Regions from separate parts of the Mus musculus genome. Here region 2 is linked to region 1. The links are chromatin loops, found by intact Hi-C in ENCODE. Cell type or tissue: heart. All regions are shown on one strand. Each heading gives the region's core, and the rest is flanking DNA. Links, peaks and the distances in the headings are about the cores only.

Region 1 (14,752 bases), core at 7,891-10,390:
GCTCCCTCACCTTCGTGGCCCCCAGAGCTGCCTGGGACAAAGGAGAGCACTATAAGCTACATGAGTTTTTCTATAATTGTGTGCCTGTGATAAAAGTTCATTTACAGACATGGTACGAAATTAACAGCTCATAATAACAAACACTAACAGCTCATAATAAAACAAAACAATTCTGAGGATGTACAGTGGTAAAAGTTATTCGAGTAATTCATTGCTCTTAAAAACATTTGATTTATCTTACTTACCTTGTCAGATAAGGAAAGTATTTTACAGCGTCTCTGTCACTTCCAAGTGGCCAGGTCACTGCTATTGGGCTTTAGAACGCTTATTAAATAAGACAAGGGTTGCCTGAACTCAAGAATTATGATATCAAAATAGACAGTCACGTTTGCACATGAATATACCTATACAATAGCAATATGCACACATATCCAAATACAGACATATGCATAAAACTGATGTATAAAGACAAATACATATGTTAGCTTTATGTAGATATGACGTGATTCCCATATCAAACTGGAAAAATACAGTAAGGAACACAGGGGAAATAAACTCAGCTAATCACCAACACTTCACAGACTCACTGTGACAACATTCTTCTGCCCAGATATTTATAAATAGAAACCCTGACAGAATTGTAATCATACTGCACACACACTTTTAAGCTGGGCTGTAGAGCTTCACATTACATCATAAACACTTCACCATGTCATCATGTTTCTTTGTTGCTTCAGAGCTTTCAAGGCATCACAAATGAAGACTTCTCCCACGCTGCCTACTGCCCCCCTGCTTTTTATTCTTATTATAGAATTATTAGGATGGTCTTCAAATATATATTTTAGTGCATATGTTTATTTTCTTAAGATAAATTGCTTGACATCATGCCTTGCTAAGACAGCTCTCTATTAAGCTCAAACATTTCTCAAGGACTTAGTTGGCCAGACATTTTGGGCAAAATGCTTAATCTGTTGAGGAACAAGTAACTTAGCGGACAAACCCACCTGCCATCTCCAGATCTTCCGTTTCCCATTTCCCCGGGTATTTTCCCCTGGTATCCACTTCTCACATCTGCCACACTAGACAGAAATTGTGGTTCAGTGTGGACTTTTAGCCCACATGTCCTAGACATGTTCCTACCTGCTGCATGCATCAACCCCTGTGATTGGATGTTCTTAGCACTACAATTAGGATGGTTCAACACACAGGATGTCATACAAGCAGTGTATGAAAGCACCTCAAAAAGAGCTTGCACTCACTAAGTCATTCCCAACATCCACTGAATGTTTTAATCAATACCACACACACCCTCTCAGATGGCTGTTTCTAGACTAAAACTCCAGCAGTCCAAGCAAAACTTGCTACGGAGGACACCACTGACACCATTTTCTGGCCTGCTCGGCAGATGAATCTGCTGGGGAGCAAGGAAGAAACTCAAACCAGGAAATAACTGTGTGTGCTAATTCCTTTAAACCAAGGGAATAGGGGTCTGTTGAGCAGAGCCTTAGGAGGTCCAATCTCAAGATGGACATGGACACAAAACTAATGGTACACTTTTTACTTTCTTCTTTCAAATGGTTGGTATTCTCAGAGTCAAAGAGGTTTCCAGGACAGATACAAAAGCAAATGACACTGCCTCAGATCTCTTGATTTGAGGCTGTGGGTTTTTTTTTTTTTTTTTTTTTTTTTTTGGTTTTGTTGTTTTGTTTTTTTTTGTTTTTGGACAGGAGTGGGAAGAGGTCTCCTGACTGAATACAAATGGAAGTTATCTATATGAAAAGAGCTAGACTCTAGTGGATTTATTTTATCTGAGGCCCATTCCCCAGTGAGTAGGTGGCTCTTAAAAGACCCACAGATCATTCCTAAGTGTCATGTACAAAGCCTTATCGTGCTGGGCTCTTATGGGTTCCTTCACTGGGCCTGGCCAGTGTCAGCAGTACAGACATGACTGCGGAGGTGACAGGGTGGAGCATGGGGTACATATGTCCATGAATGGAAGACAGCTCTTTGTAATGCATAGTATAACTCTAGTACAGCTGCCTTTACTAATAATCTCAGCAAATGAGAGTGAATTAAAAAAATCATGTAGCAACTTCCAACTGCTAGACTGAAACACTGCCTGAAGTTGTGGCATAACACTTTTATAACCTAGAAATCCCATCAAAGAACTCAGCAATACAGAACTACAAGTATGATTTATAACATTTCTTTTCCAAAAAAGAGGCATTTTTTTATTTGAAGTTTACTAGACTTATCATAAAACAAATCTAAAATGTAATTTAAAACTTTTTAAAAGATTTGAGTTGGACTGTGTGAAAATTTGCAAGTTATTTCAGGTCCATTTGCAGGGGATGAAGTGAGAAGTGCATTCTAAAACGGATTCCCTCAGCTGATACTCCCTAAGAACCTATTCAGTGCCAGGCATGAAGATTCTATGGATTTGCCCCCTCTAATAAATGTCTTTGGTAGATGAAGCTTCATTTAAGTGGAGGAGAGGCAGACAACAGAGGCAAAAACCAGGGGTGTCAGATGTTAGAAGGTGAAGGGGGTTAAAGACAGTGAGAAGATGTATGTGTGTATGCATTCAGGCTAGAATGGAAAGTCACTCTGCAAAGGGTTGATGGGTCCTGGGTGGGGACTTATTGCTGAGCTAGAGGTTTTCATAATGCTCCAGGCAAGCAAAATGACTTGGCCTTGAATCTGGAAGGAAATTAATATAAACATCAAAAATTCAAAGATAACCTTCTTGTAGATGCAAAGAATTTTGGTGGCCTGCTCTGGTGATGTCTGTCACCTTGTGTGTAGACAGGGCATAGTTTTGGTTTTATACAGAGGGCTTTTTGTTATTTTTATTTTTTATTTTTGGTTGAACATCTTATTTTGTAATACTTTGACACTTGCACAGATGTTTAAGTAGTATAGATTTCTGTATGTGCTTCATCAGGGTTCCCTAATAGCAGCCTCTGGCCTCATTTACTTGCTCATCTTTCCATTCTCTTCTCTGTCTACTGGGGTCTGCTAGACTATGTGATTTTTTTTAAACTGGAAACATTCTTATATAACTCTAGTTCAATGATCAACAGCAGGGAATTCTCAGTGGCCCACATGACTGTCTAATTCATGGGCCCCGCTTGGACAGAGCTGTACCCCATTAGGTCTCTTACTCTGTAGGTCTTTATTTCCTGGGACTTTTCTATGGTCTAAAAAGTCCTGAAGAGCTCTGGCTGTTCAGTAGAACATATCCAGGACCTGGTTCAGGGCAGGCAATACCACTGAAGAGATGCTGAGATCCCTTTGGGTCACCAGGTCTGCTGTGCCCCACTCCTGGAGATGTCTATTGGGACCACACACTCAAGGCTTCCTGATCTCCATCTTCCTTCCTTTTTCTGCTCTTCCAGCGGCCTCCTCCATCCTCGTTATACCTTGCCTTTACTATTTAAAAAACTTTATTCCTTTTACTGGGGAGCATGTTTAGAAACCAAAAACAGAGAGAAAGTGCCTACTGTCTTACTATTACAGTTTGAGCTGAGTGTCTGCAAAGGTCCATGTGTCCGGGACTTGGTCCCTAGCCTGGTGAAGTTTGGAAGAGTGGGAGCTTTGGGTGGTTCTTCAGCCCCTGTGGGCCCCTGTGGGCAGCCCCTGTGGGCCTGCCTGTCAAGGAGACATTGTGGCATTGAGCTCTTCCTCTCTGTGCCTCACTTGACAGCAGCACCCCCACTCCAAGGAGGGCCCTTTATAACTCTGAGTCAAAAGAACCTTTTTATCCTTACGGGTTGGTGCCTCAGATCTATTTTGCTGCAGTGGTGGCAAGCTTGTTAAAACACTGTTTTGTTGTGACTCAATGCTCAGAATTCATATTTATATTCCAGAGTTAAATGAAAAAGGAAAAACTGTCGCTTCCCCTTTCAAATATTTATGATATTGCTGCCGCTGATCTGGTTCCCTTCCAGGGCTTGGTGGGGAAAGTGGGGACGGTGTGAACAGAAACACTTTCAGGGATAAAAGCCCAGGAATGAACTGCACATATAAATGAATCCAAGATGCCAGAATACTATAAAACCGTTAGGAACCTACTGCTTTGATTTAGCACGGAATGTCTGCGGATACAATTACAAGAAGGAAACTACTTTGAGGTAAGGTGAAAGATAAACAAGTAGTCATTTGCATGTAGTTCTCTAGAGAATCTGAAGGCATGTAATTATTAACCTTTCCAGATGAGGTCAACATCTGTACTCTCTTTCCTAGAAATGTAGCAACTTGGCACTCGTGGTCACAGGAGAGGAGGGTGTTTACCCCATTTCCCTGCTGAAGACACTCAAAATACCCTCACTCGCTTCCCTCCAGGGAGTCTTTATCGTTTTTATGTTTGTCCTGACTCACTCAGCCTAGCTAAGAGAGTGAGGTGAATGTCTGGGAGACAAGTACCCAGACATGAAAGAGGGAGGAGGGAGGTGCCATGCTGGGCAAAAAGCACAGGCACAGACGTGAACAAGGCAGCTCAGCCGGCAAGGAAGGCAGTTTTATACTCAGACTAATGCCTGCTACGAGAGTGAAGAGGCTAAGATTTAAGGCTTGGTAGTGTCGGTGAACATTTTCCAGTTGTATGGAATACCCTCAGCTAAGACAAAAAGCTTTCAACTTTATAATTTCATGAGACACCTCTGTTCTAAACCAGTAGGACCATCAGAGGTATGGAGTGTGGGGGGAAAATCCACCCTCTCAGTTGCTCATAGATCAAGTGTGGCCTACCTTAAATGTTTGTGATTTTAAGTTTCTTCAGTCTGGGGACTATCTGCATTTACCCAATGAGGTTAACTGGGGAGGAAACCAAGTCTAAACCTAAAGTTTATGTTTCAAGAGTGGACTAATCCTTAGGGTGACGGTTCTTTTGTATAATAAAACAATAATTTTAATACGTTAATAGTTTAATGAAGTAGCAAAGGTGGAGTCTTCTACTTGTGGCCTCATGTTGGAGTCTGAAGCATTTCAGATTTCACTTTTGTGTGAGTAATGTACAGGCTGCAGCTATGAAGAGCAGACATTTTCGTGTTGTGGGTGTAACAAGCTGCTTTCCCTACAAGGTGAACTGTGGATGCAAACACAGGGAAGAGTGCTGCTTGAGTTGGCAAGCCAAGCCATCGCAAAAGGGATGCTAGCCTGTTTTCTGATGCTGAGATAGAACACTGACCAAAAGCAACTTGGTGGGAAAGGGCTACTTGACTTATAATGTCTAGGTCCCAGCCTATCACTGTGGAAAGTCAGGCAAGGGTTCAGTATGGGAACAACAGGAAAATTCACACAGCCAGCTTCCCTTATATAGCTAAGACTCGCTTACCTCTGCATGGGGTTGCCTAGGCGTGGGCTGGGCCTTCTACATCAGTCAGGACAGTCTCACACAGACATGGCCACAGGCCAATCTGATCTGGGCAATCTCTGAACTGAGCCTTGTTCAGATGACTCTGGGCTGTGTCAATCTGACAGCTGAAGCTAACTAGGACAGAAGCTAATCAGGTAAAAAGTTCACTAGCTGGCGACCTTCCCATTTTCTAATGAAATTTAAAGCTGAACCATCAAGTAAGAATTCGCAAATCAATTTTCCTAGGAAAATGATTTCTGGTTTCTAGCAAAGTCAGAGGCTTTTTTTTTTTTTTTGAATCATCAATATTCAAAAAATAAGCCCTTCCCCTTGCTGGTCACTGACTCTGCAGAAGGATCTTATCACCTTGGTCCATGTGCAGGGAAGGCACAGACTCATTCCTTGTAGCTAAAGGCTGGTGGTTCTTTCTACAAGATAAAATTTAAAGGTTCATGTTTGCAGTACTTTTTCAAGATAAGAGAGATCTGAGGCTATAGTAATCAGCTAGGCGTCTCAAATTTATAGAATTTATATAAGATATTTATAGTGTAGAGAAACACTAGGCTGGGATTTCACATGAGATTCCTGGGATGGTTTCCTGTCTCATTTTTAGCCAAGCACATGGTCGGCTCTAGGTCACGACTCCCTGCTGTGATTGCATCATTTGTTCAGAGTTGAACAGAGACATGAAGGTACTGTCACGTCGTCCAAGCAAGAGGATTATGCTCTGGCTCCAGAGGCTGTAATGCTCGGGGCTCTGAGCACTTAGTAACACCACCAATCAACTGTGACAGTCAGGGGCAGCCTTCACTTTTATCTTGGGCAATTTAGCACCATATTCAAAGTAGGCTCAGTGGGAACTGTTTTTATGTATTTTTATAATATGTAATATCTAATAAATACTTAAAATATGTAAAGTTTTTTTAATTCCTTCAAAAATTTCTAGATTAATTTGAGTTTTCTTTGTTCACTTTTTCAGGTCTTCTAAGATCAAGTAGGAAATGTGAATTCCCAAGAACGTGGGGGAAAATGCAAAATTTCCCAAACTATGGAATAAACATGTTTCCTAACCTACAGCCTTGTACTTGCTAGACAAATGCTGCACCACAGAACTATACCCCCAGCCCAAGCTAGTGGTTTTGCCTGGCTGCTTTTGGAAAACTCACAAGGGTACTCCTAATGAGATGGTATACGAATGTTCAGTTTCCTCAGGGGTGTTCTGCTACTTGGGATTTGCTGTGGCACCTTGCTTCAACAAAGGTCTTACATGTGAGTGATCTCAGATACAGATTCTATTCTTTTGACATTTTAGTTACTGACTCTGCAAAGTGGCCTTGCCCTTCTTGGGTCTTGGCTGCTGTTTGAGCAAGTCTCTGGTGGTCTGTTCTATTCCACAAGAGAAGAGGGTAAAATAAGCACCCACAGTGGCAGCTGTGGCGTTAGGTCTTGTATCAAATATAGGAAGCAGCTGCACTGTGCCTACATTTTCCTATGTGCTGAATTAATGTCACCACTGGTCTGAGAGGCTAGGGTCAGTGACACCAGCCTCCTCAGACAGATAGGGAACTGAGATGCTGCTGCTCTGAAGGGGCCACCAGCCCTGCCTTACTGCATGAGCCTGGGCTCACCCTCTACACACTGGGCTTGCCTCTTACAGAGGAGACAGGCAACCAGGCAGGGCCTCCCTGGAGAGATGTGAGTGAGTAGGAGGTCAGAGGAGAAAGGGGTGGTGCCAAGCAGAGGGTTTTATCTTTTGACACAGGATGAGCTGATATATCTTACGCTGGGCTGTCACGGGATACTGGCATTGTCTCTGTCTCACTGGGCATCCCCGTCTCATTTCTAGCTACAGTCCAGGGACTTCTCTAAACAGCCACAATTTGCCTCAAGCTGGGATCCCAGAACTCAAGTTAAACCTCGGCTAGATCTAGGTCTCCATACTTCAGATCTCAAAAGGCAGCAGAAAAGATGACACACCTAGCTGTGAAGGCACCGAAAGCAGGAGGACTAGTAAATGTATGGCTGAGGCCTTCGGGCAGAGGAGAGTCTACTCTGCACATAGTAGCCGGGATTAGATTTTCCCACTATACAGAGGTCTCGAGTGGCAGTGCATTCACAGAAGAGCAGGTTAAGCCTAGGCAGACCCCGGAGGTCATCAGTAAGCGCAGAAGTAGAATCCTGCTTAAGGCCATCAATTCAGTTCCAGAAAATTAATGTTTAAAATGAAGCAAAGAGAAAAGAACTGTTTGGAGTTGAGGCAGTATTTATGCACCATTAATGATGGGGCACAAAAAATTATGAGAGTAATTGTGTTTAAATAGCAAAGGGAAAAACATGCTCTAAGGAGTCAATGTGTGGTCTGCCATTGCTGAGCTTGTTATGAATTCAGAAAAGGTCCCATCTACAGCACTACCTAGCATGAATCAGACCTCCTCTCCTATAGCACTACCTAGCATGAATCAGACCTCCTCTCCTATAGCACTACCTAGCATGAATCAGACCTCCTCTCCCGAGTTCCCTTGATCCCCCCAATGTCTTAGAAGCTCTGCCCTTGAACAGTACAAGTCAGCAATGGCTATGTCTGGTGCTATGTCTGGTGTGTCAGCATACTCCAGATAGGACCTCAGTTTCCCTTGTCACCACTGCATGTGTTCAAGCCCCTGGTTCGCCTACTGAGGTGGAAAGGTTGTGTTTAATGACAGGCCCAACTTTGGTCACACTTGCTCTGCCTACAGAGATAGTGTCTAAGTTCCACAACAGGGAACAAGGTCAGGGCAGCTTCTGCTTTCTGCCCCAGATATCCTACTCCATGAAAGTTAAGTGTCCTCATGAAGGAAGCCAGCCAGGTTTGGTTTTCTGCAGCTAAATATATCCTGACAGTGGCTGAGACAACTTGGAAATGCATACAACCGGTAGCCATTTTAGTGCCATTGTCATGTGTAACTATGTCAGTCCTCAGTGAAATGGGGTCCCTCACACCCTTCCCAATTAAGGCTGTCCCACCAGGCTGCTGAGTACACAGACCTCCAGACAAACTGTACTCAGGGCAGTGTTTGTTGGATGGTAGCAAGCGGGATTTAGCTCACTTTACACTATCGGCATAGCCCCTGTACGGGATGACTTTCTTCAGTGGTGTAGCCATTAATAAGTTGCTCATGCTTGGTAAATAACCTTGACCCTCAGTAAAACTCAGTGGATCAGAACAAAACCAAAAAGGCTGGTGAGATGGCTCTGCATATCTGAGCACCTGGGTACTACTCTGATTTGAGCCATGGATCTATATGAGAGAAGAGAACTGAGTCCTTAATTAATTGCCCTTTGATGTCCATACTCACTGTACTGCATGTGTGCCCCCCACTAAATAAATAGATATTGATCAGAATATATAATTTACATGTATGATGTTATCAAAGAATAAATACACAATAAAACTAAAAACAGCCACAAAGAACAGCAGCCTTCCACAAGTGAGAAACACCTTCCCTGCTCTCACTGGTCCCAGTTGGCTTGAGGAATCTGACGACAAACACGCCAGTGCACTGTTCTCATGAAGAGCCAACTCTGATCCCAAGAAAAACACGAGCAGGCAAAATTCCCGGGTTTCCTTATTCTTACAAATTTGGACAATCGGTGGGGAGGAGGCTCATTTTCTTGCTAGCCAAGGCGAGGGCCAGACAGTACTTTTGTGGTCTACTTCAGGACAGGAAACTTGTAAACAACCTCGGGGACAAACCATGCACGATCATCAGGATCCTTACTCAAGGCAGAAGGTCACCAGGGAGGTAGACAGCCCAGATGCACTTCAGCATGTGACCCTGTGCAGAAGCCAGGACAGTGCTGGCTCCGAGACAAGGGACACTGACCTCACCTTCTAAGTCTGACAGTGCTGTAATTCGGGCGGCTCGAGAGGCACTCATGGGGAGCAGTGTTCCAAAGCCAGCAGAGTATTAGAAAAAAGCCTACTGCTGGAGAGCCTGGTGCTGTATGCCACTAGACTGCAGAGAATGGGACTGGCTGGCTCCGCCGTGTTAGAGAACAGCAGAGGTGGGCAAGTGGAAAAAAATGGGTCTAGTGGGAAAACACAGAATCTTCTAAATTGCAAGTTTTAAAGAGGCAGCTAAGGTAGCAGGAAGCCTGTGAGGACTCTAGGCCGAAACACTAGGTCAGACACAACTGTATGCTGACACCAGCCTCACTTTACTGTAGGTGACTGACATCTGTACTGACTTACAGCAGTAAGTGAGTGAGCACCACAGCAGCCCATGCGCTGCACAGAGCAGAGCCTCCATGTAAAGTCACTGTCTATGTTCTACTCCCTGCAGCAGGCAGGGTGTGGTATGCTGCTGAGCCCTGGGCCATCTTGTTCCTAGCTCACTGCTAAAGGGAGTTTGAGATGCCACGATTCCCCTGCTCATGTCTCTGATAAGCTGAATGGCTGTCACTGGGGAGTTTCTCACATGGGGGCAGTGACTAGCTCTCTACTTCATAGTACCACTTCAAATGAGAAACAAGTTTTAAAAGGGCAGTTATTATCTCCTGAGTCAAGTGGCCATTCTTTGGCCTTGAGCAGGCTGCATTTGAAGTCAAGACCTCAAGATGGAAGCTCTGATTGTATCCCATACTGAAGAGTGCCTGCACAGGAAGGCCCAGCGGTGTGCCATAGCAGAAAGGCTGATTGACCCGGATGACCTGGTCACACAACTTCTTTAAAAGAGCTAAAATCATCCTTAAACATCAAATCATTAATTAAAAAACAACAGCAGCAGCAAGAACAACAATAAATAACAACAACAACAACAAAACAATCAAAAGATTCTTTGAACACAGTGATGCATTCCTCAGTCTGGTGAGAGGCTAAAGACACTTGGGTGACAAGCCCGAGGACCTGAGTTCAATCCTCCAGGACCCGTATGGTGTAAAGAGAACTGACTTATGAAAATTGTTCTTTAATTTTTTTTTTGTTTTGTTTTTCGAGACATGGTTTCTCTGTGTAGCCCTGGCTGCCCTGGAACTCACTCTGTAGACCAGGCTGGCCTCGAACTCAGAAATTCACCTGCCTCTGCCTCCCAAGTGCTGGGATTAAAGGCGTGTGCCACCATGCCCAGCTGTTCTTTAATTATATATATGCATCATAGCACACATGTTGTCCTCAGGAATAAATAAATAAATAAATAAATAAATGATACATAAGTGCATAGTTAATGTTTTGTTTTTTGTTTTTGTTTTGTTTGTTTGTTTGTTTGTTTGTTTTTTTTTTTTTGCAAAATTACCCTGATACATTCCTAACTTAGTAAATTGAATTTTGGCCAACACATTAAAAGAACTCATGAAAAAAAAGTTCAGTATCAACCCAAAGAGGCTATCTTAGAACTTCTGTCCTTTTTCCACAAAGAAATGCATCATTGTGTTGTAGTCAGGGACCACTTACATGCTTGGCAGGTGGCTGGCTCGGAGGAGGAGGTAAGGAGCTAGGAGCAACCGAAGGAGGGCTCCCAGGGGCCGCACCAGTGAGCTCCGGAAATGGGTTGGGGATGGCCGGAAGAGATGCAGTTCTTAACTGCTGGTCTTCCTCCTGAAGGCGCCTATAAGGAAGGAGTCAAAAACTAGTTTGCCATCCTAGCACACACCTGCTGGGTCTACGCCCCAGAGAAGGAAATGCTGGGTTTCTGTGGATGCTGGTACAACCATGTTCATGACAGCCTTATTCACAGTGGCCCAAATCAGGAAGCAGCCTAATTGTCCAACCGTGAATGGGTGATGAAATATCATGTAGCCTTAAAAAGAAAATTATCCAGACAATAAGGGAAGGGAATTCTGACCTATGCTATAAATCCAGTAGCAGAAGGACACACACTGGCAGACTCCATTGTACAGGGCATACAAAACAGTTGAATTCAGAACGTAGAATGGCAGGGGCAGAGGAAAGAGAGGGGGGAGCTGCTATTAAAGAGTTCAGTTTCTGTTCTCTAAGATGAGAATATTTTGGGGATTGGCCATTAATCCCGAGTGTTCGCTAACACTTTAAAAGGTGGCTACTATGCAACATATGCTCTGACTTTTAAGATACCAGCTCTCTCAAGGAATGAAGGGAATCTGTGTTGTGATACGTGAGGAAGTCGTTCCTATACCAGTCTGATGATGTGGCAGAAAGCTCATTTTTTACTGTTAACAAATCCTGGTCTTCCTGTAGCAGTTTCAGCTTCACCATCTTTGATCTACAGAACCAGACAGGGCTGTTTCTGATGTTCCAGCAGCCCACAGAATCCTCCTTCTTTATTAGGGTGTATTGAAAATTTATAAATTATTTCCATTTTTAACCTCATTAATTTTTTTAATGCTATAACATTTCACAGACACTGCCCAGAAGTGTAATTAAGGGGCATTATGAAAAGATGAAAGCAATCCCTGTTACAGAGGCTCACATCAAAAGAGGCTGTCCCTGAAGCTGCAAAATGAAAGTGTCTGTGGAGAGGACCCAGGACCCAGAGATATCAAGATGGCTACAAAACTGCTAGGACCTGGGAGGTGGAGGTGTCTGTGCTTCCAAAACCTTGCCTGGTTCATCCACTTGAAAATAATTCTCTCCCTCGCCAAAGTCCTCCTCCTGCTCCATCATTTAGCCTGTGGGATGTCTGGGCCTCCTGCAGACTTTTCCTTTATATCTTCCTCCACTTAGCTCACCCAGCCTGTTGTAATCACCGGGAGCCCCTCAGCAGTGTGAACCCAGCACCCACATCCTGGGAAAGGACACCTAGGGGAGCTGGTTACTGAGGCTGAAGAAGATTTAATGTCAGACCATAAAGAACCCTTTTAGACGGTTCTGGAAGCAGGGAGGAGCAGAACGTCCCAGAATAGGCAGTGCTGAGAAAGTACAACCGCTGGAACTCCAGCTGGACAGAGGCTGGGCAACAATCCCAAGCATAGTCGACTGCACACACATCTGTGAATTCCCAGCGAGGCAGGGGCAAGCTTGTATTAAGAGCTCATGATCCTTGCTCGGTCATGCAAGCCTGTAACTCATGGGATCCTGAGAAGGAGCCAGACAAAGGCAGTGCTCCTCAAGCACTCCTTTTCTCAGCTTGCTTTTATAAACCAGAGATGACTATAGGCTCCACATCTTCCTCTCAACAAAACTATTATCTACTGAACACTCTTAACTATGCTGTTTGCTTTTGTTCAACACAACCCAGCCGCTCTCCTATTCTTCTGTGCTCTCTAACTCCACATAAATGTCACATACTCGCAGAGCGTGACTGCTTCTTGCTCTGCAGTGCTGTCACCTAACTGCATCTTTCTTCATATCGGGGCCCCATCACTTGCAGGCCTGTAGGTTCTTCAGATGGCTTTCATGTCACGACATACTCTGCAGCCATGTTGCTCTCTCTTTCCTGCCCCTTAACTCTCCAAGTCAGAATTGCACTACCTAAACCAAAATCTATCCTTTCTTATATGTTCTAATCTTCTCCTTGCCTCCACTCTCCAACCTTCCACTTTCTGACTAGCTTGAACTCAGATCAGAGATCTGTCACCTCCCAGGAAGTTCTCTCAAGGTTCCAGGACTCTCCTTTTGCTAACACAGCTATGCATTTCTGTTCAGTTTCCTAGGGATAAGAACAAAACAGAACCACTCTGGGGACTGTACATTTTTGAGTAGGCCCTGGAGGACACTGTAGCTGGTCTATAGACAATACTCTGAGGAACATGAACCTGGAGCATGGTTAAGGAATCTGCTGTGAATCAGGAGCTCAGGAAAAGGTATAGCTGCTAAGCCAGGCAGCAAGTTCACACCAAACGCTGAAATGTTACACAGCATACCCAAAGCCATTGAGAGCTGCACTTTTAGTTCTTTGAGGTCAGCTGGCAGAGGCATGACTTGAAAATTCTGATGACATAGCCACAGATGGTCAACAGCAGCCTTGTGTATCACAACAACTATCCCACTTTCTTCCTTCCATCTTACCACTTTGTGTCACTTCACTATCACAACAGGAAGGATAGAACTCACTCATATGACTTCATTAGCATTATAATTGTTCTTTTGTACTATTAATTATTGTTGTACATATTATAGTGTCTAATTAATAAGCCAAAATTCACCATTGTTCTGTGTGTGTAGGGAAAACTACAGTAAACAAGGGTAGGGGGCAGGACTGTGCTTTGGCTTTAGGACTGCGGGTCGGCTTCCTCAAGATTATAGGGCAACAACTGTAGCTGCTATTAAGAGAACAAACTCATCTAACTTGATTTTACAGTCACTGCCCATCACCATTTGGAGAGCAGAGCGCATTGTCTGTGCAGACAGCACATGTTCTGGCCCACCTGAGAATGTGCACAGGCTGCGAGCGTTGCATTTTCTGCCTCGGGGACGCCTGTGGCTGTCCCCGGGAGCTAGATGCTGCTCCCTGGTTGCTGGCATGCTGGCCATCCTCAAGAAGTGGTGCAGTATCAGTATCAGACTGCATGTTGCAAGCTGAGTTAAGGCTTTCCACGGACGAGTTAATATCGTTGTTCATTAGTACTTGAAGCCCAAGACCATGCTCTGTACATAAAAAATGGCAAGAGAAGAAAAAAATGTCAGTGAGGGTATAGAGTTCCACCAAAATGGTTATCTTTGGATGATCAGGCTCCTAAACCAAATAGTATTTTAATATTACTATGAAATCATATTAGTAACATACAATACAAGTTAAGTCTGTGTGTATACATACTACATGTATAGTTCAAAATGAAGTTATTCCATTTGGGATGGCAATGCTTCCTGAAAAAGCTATATATTATCAAATAAGCATGAAAAAAATCTTTTGGGTTGTTCATCAGGGGAGTCCAAGACACCCTCAGAATAATACAGCTATTGCAGCTGCTATTGGTTGCTTCTGGAAGCTGAAGGTACGTCCTTATTGCTAAAGATACCATGAAGTTTAGACATAAGATCTGGAACACCCAAGCAGGATCTGACTTGAAAATCTCCTCCCTTAGGAGTAGCTTTCAGAAGACCAAAAGGTCCTATGAAAGCTATGAAGCGAACATGGTGACCAACAGTCCTACCAGCTATAACACCCATGAATCACAACAGTGACCAGCATGGCAAGACAGTAACAGTGCAATAGTGGCACCCATATCTTGGTGGCAACCAATGATTTCTCTAATTTGACTTAAGACCAGTGCTGGAAACCTACCCAATTTCCCAGTACAAGTTAGTCATGGATATTAGAGATTTTTTTTTTAAAATATCACTTTAATAAACCAGCATAGCTTCTAATTGGATTCAACTCATCCTTACACCTACAGATAACTATAGCTCTCACCTCTTTGCAACAAATAGAAACCATTACAGAAAGCTAGCTAGACAAAATATAAAGAACTGATCATGGGGTGCTCAGTCTCTACGGATACATC
Region 2 (14,752 bases), core at 6,636-9,135, 90 kb before region 1:
GGAGGGAGGGAGGGAGGGAGGGAGGGAGGGAGAGAGAGAGAGAGAGAGAGAGAGAGAGAGAGGTGAAGAGCCCACGCTGATTATTGTGCTTCGTGGCTGAGAAACTGAGAAACTTGGGGGTTGAACAGCCCCGAGCTGCAACCGAGCTAAGCCCACACACTTGCTCCTTCGTTTACCTGGAACCGGTTTACCCCCACGTCTTTGTGTGGCTCGCCAATGCCTTTGCTTCAGGCAGACAAAGGTTGCCATGGCGAGCCTGCTCTGAGGTGGGAGGGACCTTTTGGAGAGTCGATGCTCAGGGCTGCTGATGCCCTGAGCCGAAAGGTCCTTTCATCTTCTAGGTTTTACAAATGTCACCTCACACAGGGTAAGAAATTGGCAGCTTTTCTTCTACAAGAGCTTTCAAACCCAATTAAGAGACCCATTTTGCAGGTCTCATTTGTCCGGCCTCACAATGATGGTGTGCCGTTGGGCTCAGACACCCACTGCTGCGCGGATGCTAAGCTGTGATTACAGCTCTGAGGGGATCGATAAGGCAGACTGCCTTGCGGGCTGTCACTGGGCTCAGTGCTCTTTAAGGCCTCACAAATTACAGTCAATCAGCCTCATGAGCTGAAAAGGGCCAGCCAGCTCCCTGCAGTAAACACAAGGAAGTCTGCTTTCTACTAACCCAAACTAAGTGGGTTGAGCTCACCAGGGCTTTGTTGAAGCCTGGGCTGAGAGATGCCAGAATTAGTCCTAACCTAAGGCTGGGACTTCTCAAAATGAGATTGTCTTCGCTGAAAAGGTGGTTTAACCCAATGGTAGCATTCAAACCTCCAGACTCTATCCCACGCAGAGAGCCTGGGCAAGCTGGTGATAATACTTAACACCGGCTTTACACACTGCCTTTAGTTTCTGCCACTGAACTTGTCTGAGCCTCAATCTCTTTGCTATGAAAACTAAGGTTGATAATGCAACTAATCCTCATAAGTATTTTGAGGATGAAAATTGATTATATAAAGCACAATAAATAGGCTAGAACACAGTCGGTTTTGTAATAGTTATTCAATAAATTTTGTTACTTGTAAAATTCTTTGAGAAGTACCAAAACTAGAAGATTCGTCTTTGGATATAAAGACTCGAAAATGAAATTGTTTTCACCGTATGACAAGCGACCCAAAAGTGCTCTCTCCTGTGGTGCTATTCTGGTCTTGGTGGCGCACTTATGTGCCATGGGGAGGAAGCTGATGGAAGACAGTTGCCTCTTGTCCTAAAGGCTGTCCTCTGAATTCTTACTCACAGGACTGAAAAGTGTAATATGGCATGAATATTTTATGTGTTATTTACATAAATTGTAGTACATCCTAAAAATTGTACAGCAATAATATTCTCAAAAAAATATTTGGACAAGACGGGGCACGGGGAGGACCAATACAGAGTAACAAGAAGTGTGAGGGAGAGCGCTGGAGAAAGAAGGTAGATAAGAATAAAATATTTGTGAAAAACATTTCACATGTGTGTGTGAAAGTGCTATGATGAAGCCCGTTGCTTTGTTTACTAACTGAAAAAATAAATTAAGAAAAAGTTTAAAACAGCCGAGGGCCAGTGAGATGGCTGAATAGGAAGAGAGATTATCCTTTAAGTCTGGTGACCCACAAGAAGGTATAAAGAAAGAGCTCACTTCACAAAGTGACCTCCCTGTGAGAGTCATGGCATGAGTATCCGTGCACACCTACCGTGTACACACACAGCAGTAATAGTAGTAAGAAATTAAAGTATTGCCGGGCGTGGTGGCACACGCCTTTAATCCCAGCACTCGGGAGGCAGAGGCAGGAGGATTTCTGAGTTCGAGGCCAGCCTGGTCTAAAACCAAAAAAAAAAAAAAAAGAAATTAAAGTATTTAAACAGTGAAAATATAAGAAAACATTGTATATATGTATTGAATCATCTCAATTTATGTAACCACACATACAGAGATACTAGACTAAGACTAGAGAGAATTATGCTCTAAAATAGTTACTGCATTTTCCCATTTTACAGTGAGTGCCCATTATCCATAAATACAGAGGGCACAATCATTTTTAAAAGTAAGAAAGTGTAATCAAAATTGACATGGGAGATAGTAAATTGGCAATGTGGAAAATTACAGTGATACACAGAAAACCATGAGCAATTCACCGAAAATATAGAGGAGAAAATGACTGAAAAGAGGGGGGGAAAAGAAGCTATTCAGAGAGAGAGAGAGAGAGAGAGAGAGAGAGAGCGAGCTTAGAGAGAGAGCTTAAGAAAATGGTACTGAGTCTATGGAAACTCAAGCCCCTGAAAAGGGTTGAAATGGCCTCCTCACTAACATAGAAAAGAGGAAATATCCCAAGGTAGATAGAAAGCTGTATTGTTCATGAGGTAGCAGGGTTTAACAAAGCTAAAATCTCAGCCAAGATGTGGAGTTATAGTAAAAAATCTGCTCTAGAGTCAGGCCTACTCTGAAGAGTGAGATACTTGCCCAGAAATAAATAAACCATAATTCTGGGCCATGCCTCTGAAGACAGATCTGCTGGATTCTGTAGCTCTGAATGGCTGCAGACTCTCTCTGGACACTCTGACTTGATTGTCCTTGTTAAGGACGACAAGCATGCCCCTGGAAAATCAGGATTCCAGCGTCAACACCTGGAAAGCCACCAGCGCTTCACCTAGAAGAAACATCTCTGACTGTGTATTTTGGGGACGTGTGCTGCAGCCCCTTTTCAAGCCAGAACAGCATCTGTGCCATGCCTTTTTGTAACATTACCCAAGGAAGTCTGACCATGCCACACAACCTTTGAAAAGAAAAAAGAAGTTCTGTGAAATTATACTGGGACTTCCCGAGAACATTCCAGCTGTCATTTTGAGAAGTCTGGTTCATAGTATCCATTCATACTTCAGTTATGGTACAGCATATGTGTACACTTACTTATTACATACATGTGTATGTGTGTACTAGTATGTTATAGTATAAAATCCATATGGTAATATTTATTTATGTATGTATGTATGTATGTATGTATGTATGTATTTATTTATTTATTTATTTATTTATTTATTTATTTAATAGGGTCTAATGGCCTAACCCTAACCCTAACCTTAACCCTGGTGCATGCTTATCGTCCCAGGGGCATGCTTGTCGTCCTTAACAAGGACAATCAAGTCAGAGTGTCCAGAGAGAGTCTGCAGCCATTCAGGGATAAAGAAGCCAGCAGATCCGTCTTCAGAGGCATGACCCAGAATTATTTGGCGTGAATTCACCAAGGACGGCCATGAACCCCCGATCCTCCTGCTTCCTCCTCTCAACTGTTGGTATTACAGGTGACTCTCAGCCTCCCTAACTCTAGTAGTTCATTTTTATCAGCTTCCCTACTTACAGTGACCTAGTTATGACAAAGGGACATATTCAAAGACTTTAAAAAAGAATGGTTTGAGCCACAGGGACTGCTGGCTTGCCCACTCTAATGCATTAGAATGAACAAGAATTACATTCTCAGGCCCACTGGAGCCCTGCTGAGCTTGGCTCTCTAGGGGCAGAGGCTAGGAAGCCATTGAGAACAAATCCTCTCTGGGAGCTTCTGCAGACTGCATGCAACACGCGCTGCATCTCCCATCACCAAGATGCCAGGCCTCTTTCCCAGACAGAGACTGTTTACCTTTCAGGGGAAAGGGGACTTTGCTAATGTGATTACATTAAGAACCTTGACTTGGAAAGATTACCTTGGATTATCGGAGTGGACCCAATCCTATCACATGGGTCCTTAAAAGTGGAGACCCGATTTCACATCTGCAGTCAGAACATGACAGTGAGAGAAAGGTCAGCGAGATGGAATGCAGCTGCTTTGGGAGGTGGAGATGGGAGTAGCAGGCCAAGGAATTCCAGAAGGCTTTAGAAAACTTGAGGAGGTGGGGGAAATGGATTTTCCCCTTGGGCTTTTAAGATGACAGTCTTGATTTTAGTTCACTAAAACCTAGGCCAGACTTTCAGAACCATAGGATAAGAAATGTATTTAAAGCCACTAAGTTGCATGTAGCACCCTTAAGAAAGAGACCATACATTGGAGGTTAAAATACATGGGAAGTTAAAACAAATAGTCCCAGGACAACAAGACAAGGGTCTTGCTTCCTAGTTTACTTTGTCCATAGCAGACATGTGATCTTCCACAAAGGCATTCTTTTGTCAGCCTCAGTGCTCTCATCCATAAGATATGTGGAGCTATCACTGCTTATCAGAGCTTCTGAAAAAACTATATGTTACACACACACACACACACACACACACACACACACAAACTTCTTGATTCTAAGGTTAGTAATACTTTCTCAGTGTTAAAACCATGAACTTGACATGAGAAAAACAACATAAGGAGGGCTGCTGAGTTAATGGAGTTCATTGTCTGTGTTACAAAATGTTTTGTAAAGATTCACATTTGCCAGGGCATGATGGGACATTCTTTTAATCCCAGCATTTGGGAGGCAGAGCAGGTGGACCTCAGAGCTCAAGGCCAGCCTGCTCCACATAGTGAGTTCCAGGCCAGGACTACATAGTCAGACCTTGTCTTAAAAAAAAAAAAAAAAAAAAAGCATAAATTCCAATCATTCACTCTGAAGATCCTGGTGGAATGGAAAATTCACCACGGCTGTCATTTGCATCTGTTGTGTGCCCTCTTGTAAGCTCTACAGTTGTTCCTGATGAATACAGAGAATGAATTAAATGTATGCATAGACATAGCAGAAGCCTTAGGTAAGCTGTTGGCAAACAGACAAATAACACATACAGCCAAGTAGCACATACAGCCATCGAAGCATGGCCACAGCTGTCACTTGTGGTAAAGATAGGATTCTGTGGTGGCCGCAAGACCTTAGGTTCTAGAATACACAGACACAAGGTCTGTAACTCCCAAGCAAGAAGCTGAGTGGTATGTTATTAGTTGTTTTGGGCCTCAGTTTCCTTGATTGTCAAATGGAGTGCCTAATTCACAGTGAGAAGTCAGTGTGTCTGGAAAGTGCCTAGACATGGAGGTCAGCAATGGGTACGCCAACATCTACCTATGCTTTAGCTTTAGTTCTATATACCAGAAGAGCCAGTGGAGATGAGTGCTCATGGGAAACAGCACCAGGATCTAAATCCAGATTCCATCAACTCTCCAAGAGCATACTTCCCCGGCTTTCCTGTTCTCTGGAAGAAACCTAAAGGCACGGCCAAAAGCAACGTGGGCGCCGCTTTCTGTTTGCAGCTGTGGTCCTTTGTGGAGCCCATACTCCCAAAAGTCTGCCTTCCCGCTTTCCCCGCCTTACCTGGATCACTCCTCCCCCTTCCCCAGCTCTTCCAGCCAAAAAGGCCTCTGGCAGCTCCAGCATCTTCCCCAGCCAGTCCATCATCACGGTCTCCAGCTCTGTGCACGCTGGGCTTGCAGCCTGCAGTGGGGGTTGGGGGAGAAAGTGAGCAGCTAAGCCACAAGGCAGCTGGCCTCCGCACAAAGGAGTGACACAGGAAAGCATTGTTTCTTTGGTGGTTTTTATTTGATCAATTTAACAAAAAGTTCACATTTTTGCCCCCCAAATCCACCCTTGGTGGGGAATTAATCCCTTGGTTTCTGGGATTTGAGTGTGTCTCCCACATTCATATGTTGAAACCTGAACCCACGATGAGAATATTAAGAGGTGGGGGAGTTTACGGGTCAGCCAGCCTGTGTGGCTCCTTGCTCGTGAACTGATGGAAAGTGGGTCGTCTCGGGAGTGGATTAGATGGAAACAAGGAAGTTCACTCCAAGAACAGAAGTTCTTGTCTGTTTCACGCATGCCTGCTGCCCGCTGCATATTCTCTGCTGCGATCACACAGCAGGCCTTGCTGCCAGATGCCAGTAGCATGTTCTTCACACCCTCGAGTAGACTTCTAATGTTTATAAAGGATTCAGGCTACAGCATTTTGTTCTCCCCCTGAAAATGGATCGAGACAATGCTATGTTCTCATTTCCCAGAGATCCCAGGGCGCCTCAGGGGTTGGCTCTGCCAGGAGGCCTGGAAGCAGAGCCTGGGCCTGACAACACTGACAGAGCTTTACAAGGAAGACATTTCTCTCTCTTCCTCATCTCCTTCCAGATGAGATCCATCAGGGATCCATGAGGGTAGACCTCTATGGGCCCCTTTTGAGTTACCCCACCAATTGTATCATCTCCCCATGACAGGTCACAGGGTATAAGCTGAGAGCGTTCCCTGGATGCATCATCTTCCCCAGCCCACCACATACACAGCCATGGTTCTTTAAGAGCTAATGCTGAAACAGCAGCCCAGTTCCTGAGGAGTTTAGGGCCAATGCCTGGCTAAAACCCAAATTTAAACTCTTTCAATCTCAGGTGGGCCTCAAATGCCTGAACTCAGTCTCAGATATAGCTTCTTTCATTCATCCAGATTGGTGTAAGGGGGATGGCACCATGCCTGCCTGCTTGTGCTCGGTGTGCTTGATCATATAACAGAACAATATAAAAAGGTCTACTAGAAGACCCTCCTCCATGGCCAGGAGCAAATTTTATAGGGCAGGATGGAGCCAAGAAAACAGGTACTGCCTACTTTCTTCTGCTAGGCAACATCAGATAAGCCACTCATCTCATGTAGTCTTTTAATTCCCCAGTGATTTGGTGTCTGGCTTCTCTCCTCTCATTGCACACAGAAAGTAGCTAGCTGGGTACTCTCAGGTCCAGGCAAAAGTGACTTGAGCCTCCATTTATTTTGGGTCTTTACCTAAGGGGCACAACATGGTGACCAGGCTGCTCTTGTGCATTCTGGAATTATGACACATTGATGACAAGAGGAACTGAGGACTTTCCCCCTGCTGGTTAGATGGTTATCCCCATCCTGCTGGGTGCTACTGCAGCCAAGCTAATGCTAATTCTCAGTATAGGAGCCAACATTCCATGTTATGAACCACAGCTATCAAGCAACACAACCTCTGTGTCAGGCTCTTCCTCAACCAAGACCATCCTAGAAAAGCAGATAAGTCAGAGGTTGATTTTGGGTCTCCAGACAAATATATGCAGTGGCTTTTGGAGCAGCAGAATGACACCAATGAAACCTGCCACAACAACATTTAATGAAAGAAAAGGATACACTCATCCTAGGCTTGGTCTATAGAAGAAGGCCCCAAGTGCCTGACCTAAGAGCAATGGCAACAGTTCAGCAAGAAGGCCATCTCAGCTCTTCCCATGAGCTGTGACTCCCACTAGCCCAGCCCCTCAGTATCCCAGCTGGAAGAAAATCAGGTGCCATGTGGTAAAGCAGTCAGCTCAGCTGGGCCCTGATGGCTGCTGAGAATTCATAAGCACAAGAATCTAAGGCACAAATATGAGAGACACTCACTCTCTATCTAGAGAGCCCAAGACAGTTCTAGGCTTTGAGGAATTCTTCATGGAGTGAGCAGGCTCAGAACCTGAGAGCCAATGACATCTGCTTCAAATCTTGCCTGAAGCACACAGCTGGGACACAGAGCTCAGGGAGACCTAGGCCAGATGCCTTCAGTAGGGAACTTTCTAAGTCTTTACTCCATGTAGAAGAGGACCTCACACAGGGAGGGGTGAGTAGCCTGTAGGCAGGCATGGGCCTATTTTTAGCACTTTTGCTCTGCCTCCTTGCCCATCAGATAGGCTGGACAGTAGGCTGGTGGGAGGCCGATGAATGAGTCAAGGGTAGGAACCGTCTCCAAAGTCAGAGTGCATAGCAATCTTCTGGTCTTGGGGGAATGGAAGCTTCACAACCTTGAACTGGGATTTTGATTCAAATCAAGTGGTTATTAAAAACAACAACAACAAAAAAAAAAAAACAAAACCAAACAAATAGAAACCAAAAAACAGTACTATGCTGAATCCTCTTCTCTTCTCTTCTCTTCTCTTCTCTTCTCTTCTCTTCTCTTCTCTTCTCTTCTCTTCTCTGCTCTGCTCTGCTCTGCTCTGCTCTGCTCTGCTCTGCTCTGCTCTGCTCTGCTCTGCTCTGCTCTGCTCTGCTCTGCTCTGCTCTTCCTTCTCTTCTCTTCTCTTCTCTTCTCTTCTCTTCTCTTCTCTTCTCTTCTCTTCTCTTCTCTTCTCTTCTCTTCCTTCTCTTCTCTTCCTTCGCTTCTCTTCTTTCCCTTTTCTCCTCTCCCCTTCCCCCTTCTCCTCCATTCCTTTCCTCTCTCCTTGCTTCTTCTCCTTTCCTCCCTCTCCCCTCTATCTTTCTCCTTCTCCTTCCTCCCTCTCCCATATTCCACTCAGAATTTCTCTTCCCTTAGAAACTTCCTCCCTGGGACCCAAGCTCTGCTTTCTGCAAAGTAGCCCTGCTACCTACAGGTGACAGAGCCACCTGTTTCTGTCCTGTGTGCAAAGGGATCACCGTCTCATGCAAGAATAGACCCCACCACAGTGTCTTGGAGATACTCACCCAGGAGAAACCAATGCAGCCAATAGCACCACACAGCATGTCTGCAAGCATAGCTGGGTATGAGCTAGCCGTGGGGAAGTAAGCGAAGAAATAGGGACTGTGCCAGTGTGTCACCTGTGGGGAGGAGGACAGTTACTCTAGGACAAAGTGGTGAATTCCTCAAGGTACCTGTAGAAGGCAACTTGGGCAGAGTTTCTCAAGTTCAATCATCCTATACTTTCTGTCTGAATTTCACCCCATTATCATTACAGTAAACAGACTTCCTGTTTGTGCTTCAATATCTTTGCTAGTCAAGAAGGAAATGCTGTCTTCAGAAGATAATGTAGGAATTATTATATTTTTTTCATAACACGTGAAGTCTCTAGGTAGGAGCGACAGCAATACCTCTTTGGGTTCTTCCTGGGTTCTCTGGACAGGGAAAGCACTGCACCACACAACCGAGATCCTAGTGCAAAAGGCTTGGTTTTCTCAAAGCTGCCCTAGCAAATTCAGTTGCTTTTGTCTATTTTGGTTTTTTTTTTAATACCCAATTTTTAAAAACAATTTTTTTTTTTTTTTTTGGGTATTGTCCCTTTCCACTGTCTTGTACAATCTGGTCCATCTAACAATCAGTTCCTTTAAGAAGAGCTGTTGCTACCTCGGTTTCTCATAATAGCCACAATCTCCCCTGCTTCCTCTAGCACAGAAGAGGAAAACAACCTACTCCGTGCCAACCCTGACTTAGGTACAGTGGAAAAGCTCAGACTGACAGGGAAAAGAGCCTCATAGGTGGTGATCTTTGGAATCCCTAAGATGGTGGGAACCAGGATAGTGGTAAGGACACACAGACCAATATTGGCTACATGAGCAGTCTTTCCCTTGCAATGTGTAAGTTGAAACAACATCTCCAGCCCCAAATGGCAGTATTAGGAGACAGGGCTTTGGCAAGGTACGTAGATCATGAGAGTGGGGCTTTGTGATGGGATTTGGGCTCGTATAAGGAGATATGAGACTGATCATAGACTAACAATTCCAGAATTTATAGAGGGCACGGACTGTATCCATTTGGAAAGTTTGAACACAAATCCCACCCCACCACCGAATTTCATTAAATAAAAAATTCCACTTTTGAAATATTGAAAGTTGATCTTCTGTGTGGTGGTTTGTAGCAGGCTAAGGAAACATTTCTCTCTGAAAAGTTCAGAATGCTTATATGGTTCTGATCAAAAGATTCTGGAAAAATGGTCCACTCCTGATTTCCCAAAACCAGAAACTATGTTTCTTTCTGCATCGCTAGCCAGGTGAGACTATTTCTGACTTTTCTCCTCCAGATTCTAGTCAAATAAATGTTTCTTTTTCAGTGATTATAAGACAAAACTCTGAGGGTTTTAAGATCTCTGAAATCAGGATATATTTTCCAGTGTAAGGAACATGTACTCAGAAACTCTCCTCTGTACAAAGTACAAATTTCTGTGATGAGGCACAGTCTTAGGCTGGTATATATATATATATATATTTTTAAAGGATATGCCTGTCCTGGGGAAGAGATTTCACAAAGTGAACTGCGGGCAGAGATGGAAAAGAAGCATTCATTCTTCGCCAGAGTACAAGGAAAGACGATCCCTGAGAGCAGGAGGGGCCTAGATCCTGTCATTATAGAAGCTGCGAGCTCAAATCACTCCATGTAAACATTCAAGTAAAGATGAAAGTAGGGGTCTGCAGGATGTGAGGAGCATTGGGTGTCAGGCATAGAAGGAGCTATTAGAGGGGAGACGTTAAGTGTGGTGGTGGGGGAGGAGGAGGAGGAGACCAGAGCTAGCTCCCTACCACTGTGGGGTACAAAGCTGCTCTCTGTAACTTAAGAAGCCCTTATCTGAACCCAACCTCCACAAACTTGAGACATGTCGAAGCTGCCACGTCTACATTCTTTATTATAACATCTTGCTATGGCGTGGCTCTTAAGAATTCCTAAAGCTCCTTAAGTTTGAGGCTCACACCCCAAGGTGGCACTAGTGGGAGATACTAAGAGGCCTTTGCTGATGTGCCCTCAAAGGAGGCTGTGATGGCGATCCCCCGCCCCCCCCCCGCTCCCCGCCCCCCCCCCCCCCCCAATGCTTTCCAGCCCTGAAGTGAGTCGATTTCCTCTGCTGTGTGCTTCGGCCATGATGTACTGGCTCACAACCAGCTAAAAGCAACAAGACCAAGGAGTCCTGCAGCTGAACCTCCAAAACTACATGTCAAAATGAACCTTGTCCCCATGTAAGTTTGTCATTCCAGCTGTGTTACAGGGTCAGAAAGCTGACTAACACATTGCTTTTTTTTTTTTTTTTTTCATAGTCTTTGCAAAGATATAAACATGTCTTTTCTCAGTAAAACCACACTAGGCCTTTATGTGGCACGAGCAAGCCCCGATTAAGAAGATAGCCAACTAGGATAGCTCATTAAAAGCTGGAAGATTCCAGCAAGGCTCATTGCAAGTCTGTCTCCAGGCCTGGGAGTGGGACAGAGCCAGAGGGGGAAAAAAAAGTGAGAGTGGAAGAAAATCAGGGTAATGAAGAACAGGAAAGGGGGAGGGAGGGAGGGAGGAAGGGAGGGGGAGGGAGGGGCTGACAGTGAGTCTCGGAGGCTCTGGAGAACTTCACGGGCTGAGTGATGTGTTCAGCAGAGCAGGAGTGAGGCCCATGAGGCTTTAGGGAAAAAAAAAAGAATGTTCAGATAAAAACCAAAACATCTGTAGTGGTAACTCGCTTGTCTTTGCGGAAATGCCTTTATAAAGTGTAATTGCAAAGCCCCATAGAGGAAGAGGCCAAAGACTGCACAAAGGCAGAGGGCCAGAGGGCACAGATGGGGCCCAGGGCCTCAGTTTCTTTCAGGTACCTGGAGGCTCCACACTGTCTGCCGCCCTCCCAGGGTGAATCCTGACTGGAAAGCGCACTCCCCTGCTCTCCTCTCTGTGAATAGCCACAGAATGTGTGGGGTGGATAGTTCTACACTGGCTCTGCACAGCACAGACTCTTCACCTAACTTCTGGTTAACCACAGCTAGCAGGGGGCTGGCTGGATCTGTAACTTGGGGAGCTAATGCCAGAGCCTCTGCATTTTCCAGCTTTGCTCTGCACAGTAAATACTCCTATAGAACACAGACTCCTGCGGGAGGACCGCACATTTTTCCAGCACTGCGCTCCTGTATTCCTACTTGGCCTGACATTTGACTAGGCCTCCCTGTACTGGCTTTATGCTGAACGGCTTAGTTTATTTGCTCAACTCCCAAGCCAGAGCCAGAATTTTGAGTTATATTCAAAGAACAAATGCCATGGGAAATCTCCTTAAGATGAAACTTGACGAGGGCTATGAGAGATGTTCTGGAACCGAGGAGCTGCCTCTGAAGCCCAGGACTTTGGCTGACTATGCGCCTCCCCAGAGCCTCTGTGTTCTCTGTGAAAACAAGAGCAGACTGTCCACTCTGTCAGATCCCCTCCTGCCTACTCCTCGGTCACCTTAAAGTCACAACTAGTAAGCCCCAGTAGGGGTGTGTGCAATCCGCCAGTGTTACCAGCACCAGGCCCAGACTTCGTTCAGGAATTAATGATCAGGGTCACACCCATTTGTTCAAGGCCATGTTAAAGGATAGGCTTTTAGGTAAATTGCTTGCTGGGTAAAGTAGTACTCTGGAGACGGGGCACTGAGATTCACTGCAACCCTTTGATCCCTCTGACTATCAGGGATAGCTCAGCTATTCTGTGCCCTTAGGCAGAACCTGTGCACAACTGTCCATGCCCAAACAAAATGGAGCAAACATTTTCTGGGTACATGAACGTTAGCCTTTGGCAGATCTAAGAACGATGCAAGTACCTTTATTTAGGGTAATTAATTAAACTGCTTGCAATCGACCACTAGGAGCTTATTTTTTCGTGCTATCAAAGAATAACCCTCTAGGAACCCTGTATGGTGATGCAAATACTGGTCTTGGAGGCCTTGGAGAAAGCCCTTGCACTGCCTATGTAGTTTGGCTCTATCCTTTACTCTCCCATGAGAGCTTCATGGACCACCTAACTTCTCTAAACCTAAGCTGTCTCCGCTGAAAGCAAAACAGAGGTTAGTAGTTTCTCTTTAGCTTACGTGTTGTGGTGACCCCATGACACTGGAAGTACAGCTTTCAGGGGGTGCTTTATAGGCATAAGCCCAGCTGTTATTTGACCTCAAATCCATACTCACTTACCCCTGGCATGATTATCTTCTCGATGTCTTTGATTATGTCCTCGTATGTTTCTGGCTCCTGGGGGGCAGTGGCAGGGATCAGGGGCCGAAGATAGCCAGGCTCCACATCAGGGTACACTGGACGACCCTCAATGCCATCCAGATAGTCAGCTATATAATCCACCATCTCCTTGCCTCTCCTCCGGAATTCACGGGAATCCATGTTGAAAACTGCCGACAGAGAGAATAGAAATCAACCAATAAAACATTATAACTCTGAACTGGGCAGGGGGGTGAGCAAGTCCAGGGAGCAGAGATTCTATATCATAAAGACCCTCAGTCCCCAACCCAGCATCCCTTGCCACCTTCTATGTCTGGATGAGATAGACATGCCACTGGATCCACACAGTGCTGCACAATGACCACTCCACATCTCACAAGACAGTCAGCAGAAGACAGAACAGCACCCTCATTTAAAAATAAAAATATCACAGTAAAATGCAAGAAGCACACAGTTATGGATCCTTCCGACTTTAATGACAAATACTGGTTCCCATTCTGGCCCACATTCTGCCTGTATGTACCCTTTGTTAGCCATCTGAATGAGAGCCTTGCACTTCGAGCCCCACTTTTCAGCTGAGAAATGAAGACGGCCACGGCAGCCCCTGAAGAATGGGTAAGGGTAGGACCACAATCTCTGGAGGCTCAGCCGAGAGCCTAAGACAGCACAGCTCTGTCCAAAGCTAGAGATATATGTCTTTTCCTGGAATCCCATCTCCTGGTGACCTGCACCTTTGCCTATAATCTGCTTATCAGGATGGTACTTTCTTTATATTACCCAAGTCAGACACACAGGCAGCTATCAAGAGTTTGTGTTCGTTATCTTCTTCAACATTCCAAAAGTCTGAGTGAAGCTGACATACAGTCATTTTTCTACCAGGCACTTACTGCGGCTTACTTGGGCTGCAGATCATGAGACAAATCTTTTTGCAGTACATTTCTTCGAGAGTCGTTTTAAACAGTAAAATCACAAGAAAAACAGTAACAATATAAAAGATGAGGTCAAAACAGATTAGGGGGCGAAAGGACCCTTAATTTACATCACAAGAGCTCAAAACACAAGGCAGAGAAGCGCCTGGTTCAACCGCAGAGGGATTGTGAGCTTCTGATGATTCACGGAGTTCCCTGGCTCTGTGCTTGGTCAGGAAGGCATAGTGAGCCTTAAGTGAGGATTCAGATACAAGTTAGCATGCTGGAGAAACTGAGTGTCTCGAACTTATGTTTGGTAAAAATCAAATGTATTTGCAAAACAAGAAAGATAGACAACCTGCTAGAATCCTGTCCTCCCCATTTGTAACATGTCTTTCCTGAATAGTTGCTAAATTTGTGAGAGACAATTGAAAGCTAAACAAAGGATACATTTCTAAATCCCTCCCTTAGTCCAGAGCTTTGTAATTGAAGATGGATTTTCCATCAGAGTAAGTACTGGGGATGAGTCAAATCCATTGTGATTAGCATTGGAGCTGACCTTCATGTCCTGTTCCCAGCACTGCCCCATGCTCCCCATTGTCTGGGATGGGAGGGGGGCTGGACAGATTTTGTGATGTTAAATGCGTTCAAAATGATTCATCAGACACTTTTTTAAAATGGGAAGACAGATTTTTATTCAAGAGTACTGCATAGGGGAAAAAAGTTTGCCCTCAACTTTGAAACACCAGGGACAGATGGGGAGCTGTAGCCAAAGGGGGATTACTCAGGGCTTTCCGGAGGAGTGAAGCCCACCATATACATATACTTCTAACTACAAAAGGCGGTTTTTTGGGTTGACTCACATGCTCAGAGGCTGTTTCTTCCCACAATGGCTGTCAGCAAGCTGGAGGACTAGAAACAAGTTGGCACTTAAGTCCAAGAAACCGGAAGTCTCCGTACAGGATCCACCAATGGTCAACCAGAAATCAAAGCCCTGGAGGTACCACAGGGAGTCACTGGGTGTTGGTATTTATTGAGAGACGGAAGAAGCCAGAGTCTGATGTCCACCAGTCAGGACAGCAGCAAAAAACAGATACCTGCTAGGGCAGGGCAGTGGAACTTCCTCCTTCGGCCTTTTGATTCATCTGACCCAGTCTATTGGTGCTGCTCAGATGCAAAGCTAGTTCTTCTGTCAG

The links. Hi-C counts contacts between places; a loop is a spot of excess contacts. Peaks named below come from ENCODE experiments on the same cell type or tissue, not always from the same donor. Only the 100,000 strongest peaks of a DNase experiment are listed, where the experiment ranks them.
Region 2: a loop joins it to region 1, with 2.7 times the contacts of the local background. A loop is called at or near these places in 4 of 42 quality-filtered maps.

Annotation. Positions count from the first base shown.
Region 1 is chr11:11,956,748-11,971,499 of GRCm38, forward strand. It overlaps Grb10 (growth factor receptor bound protein 10), which reads right to left. Exons shown (of 17, transcript NM_010345.4): 3 at 13,676-13,895; 4 at 10,785-10,938. The coding sequence starts at 13,869. LOC102631979 (a long non-coding RNA gene) reads right to left here and starts at 10,778. Exons shown (of 2, transcript XR_381046.3): 1 at 7,806-10,778; 2 at 1,659-7,769. RefSeq lists enhancers at 1-996, 5,109-5,874. In heart, for the core only: no CTCF peak of the experiment used is centred there; DNase peaks (open chromatin) are centred at 8,204, 9,154 and 9,644; H3K27ac peaks cover 2,439 bases.
Region 2 is chr11:11,867,833-11,882,584 of GRCm38, forward strand. Ddc (dopa decarboxylase) reads right to left here. Exons shown (of 15, transcript NM_001190448.1): 2 at 12,610-12,818; 3 at 8,413-8,526; 4 at 5,302-5,421. The coding sequence starts at 12,810. It overlaps 1700042O10Rik (RIKEN cDNA 1700042O10 gene), which reads left to right and starts at 291. Exons shown (of 4, transcript NR_045178.1): 1 at 291-367; 2 at 3,132-3,324. In heart, for the core only: no CTCF peak of the experiment used is centred there; a DNase peak (open chromatin) is centred at 7,599; H3K27ac peaks cover 2,500 bases.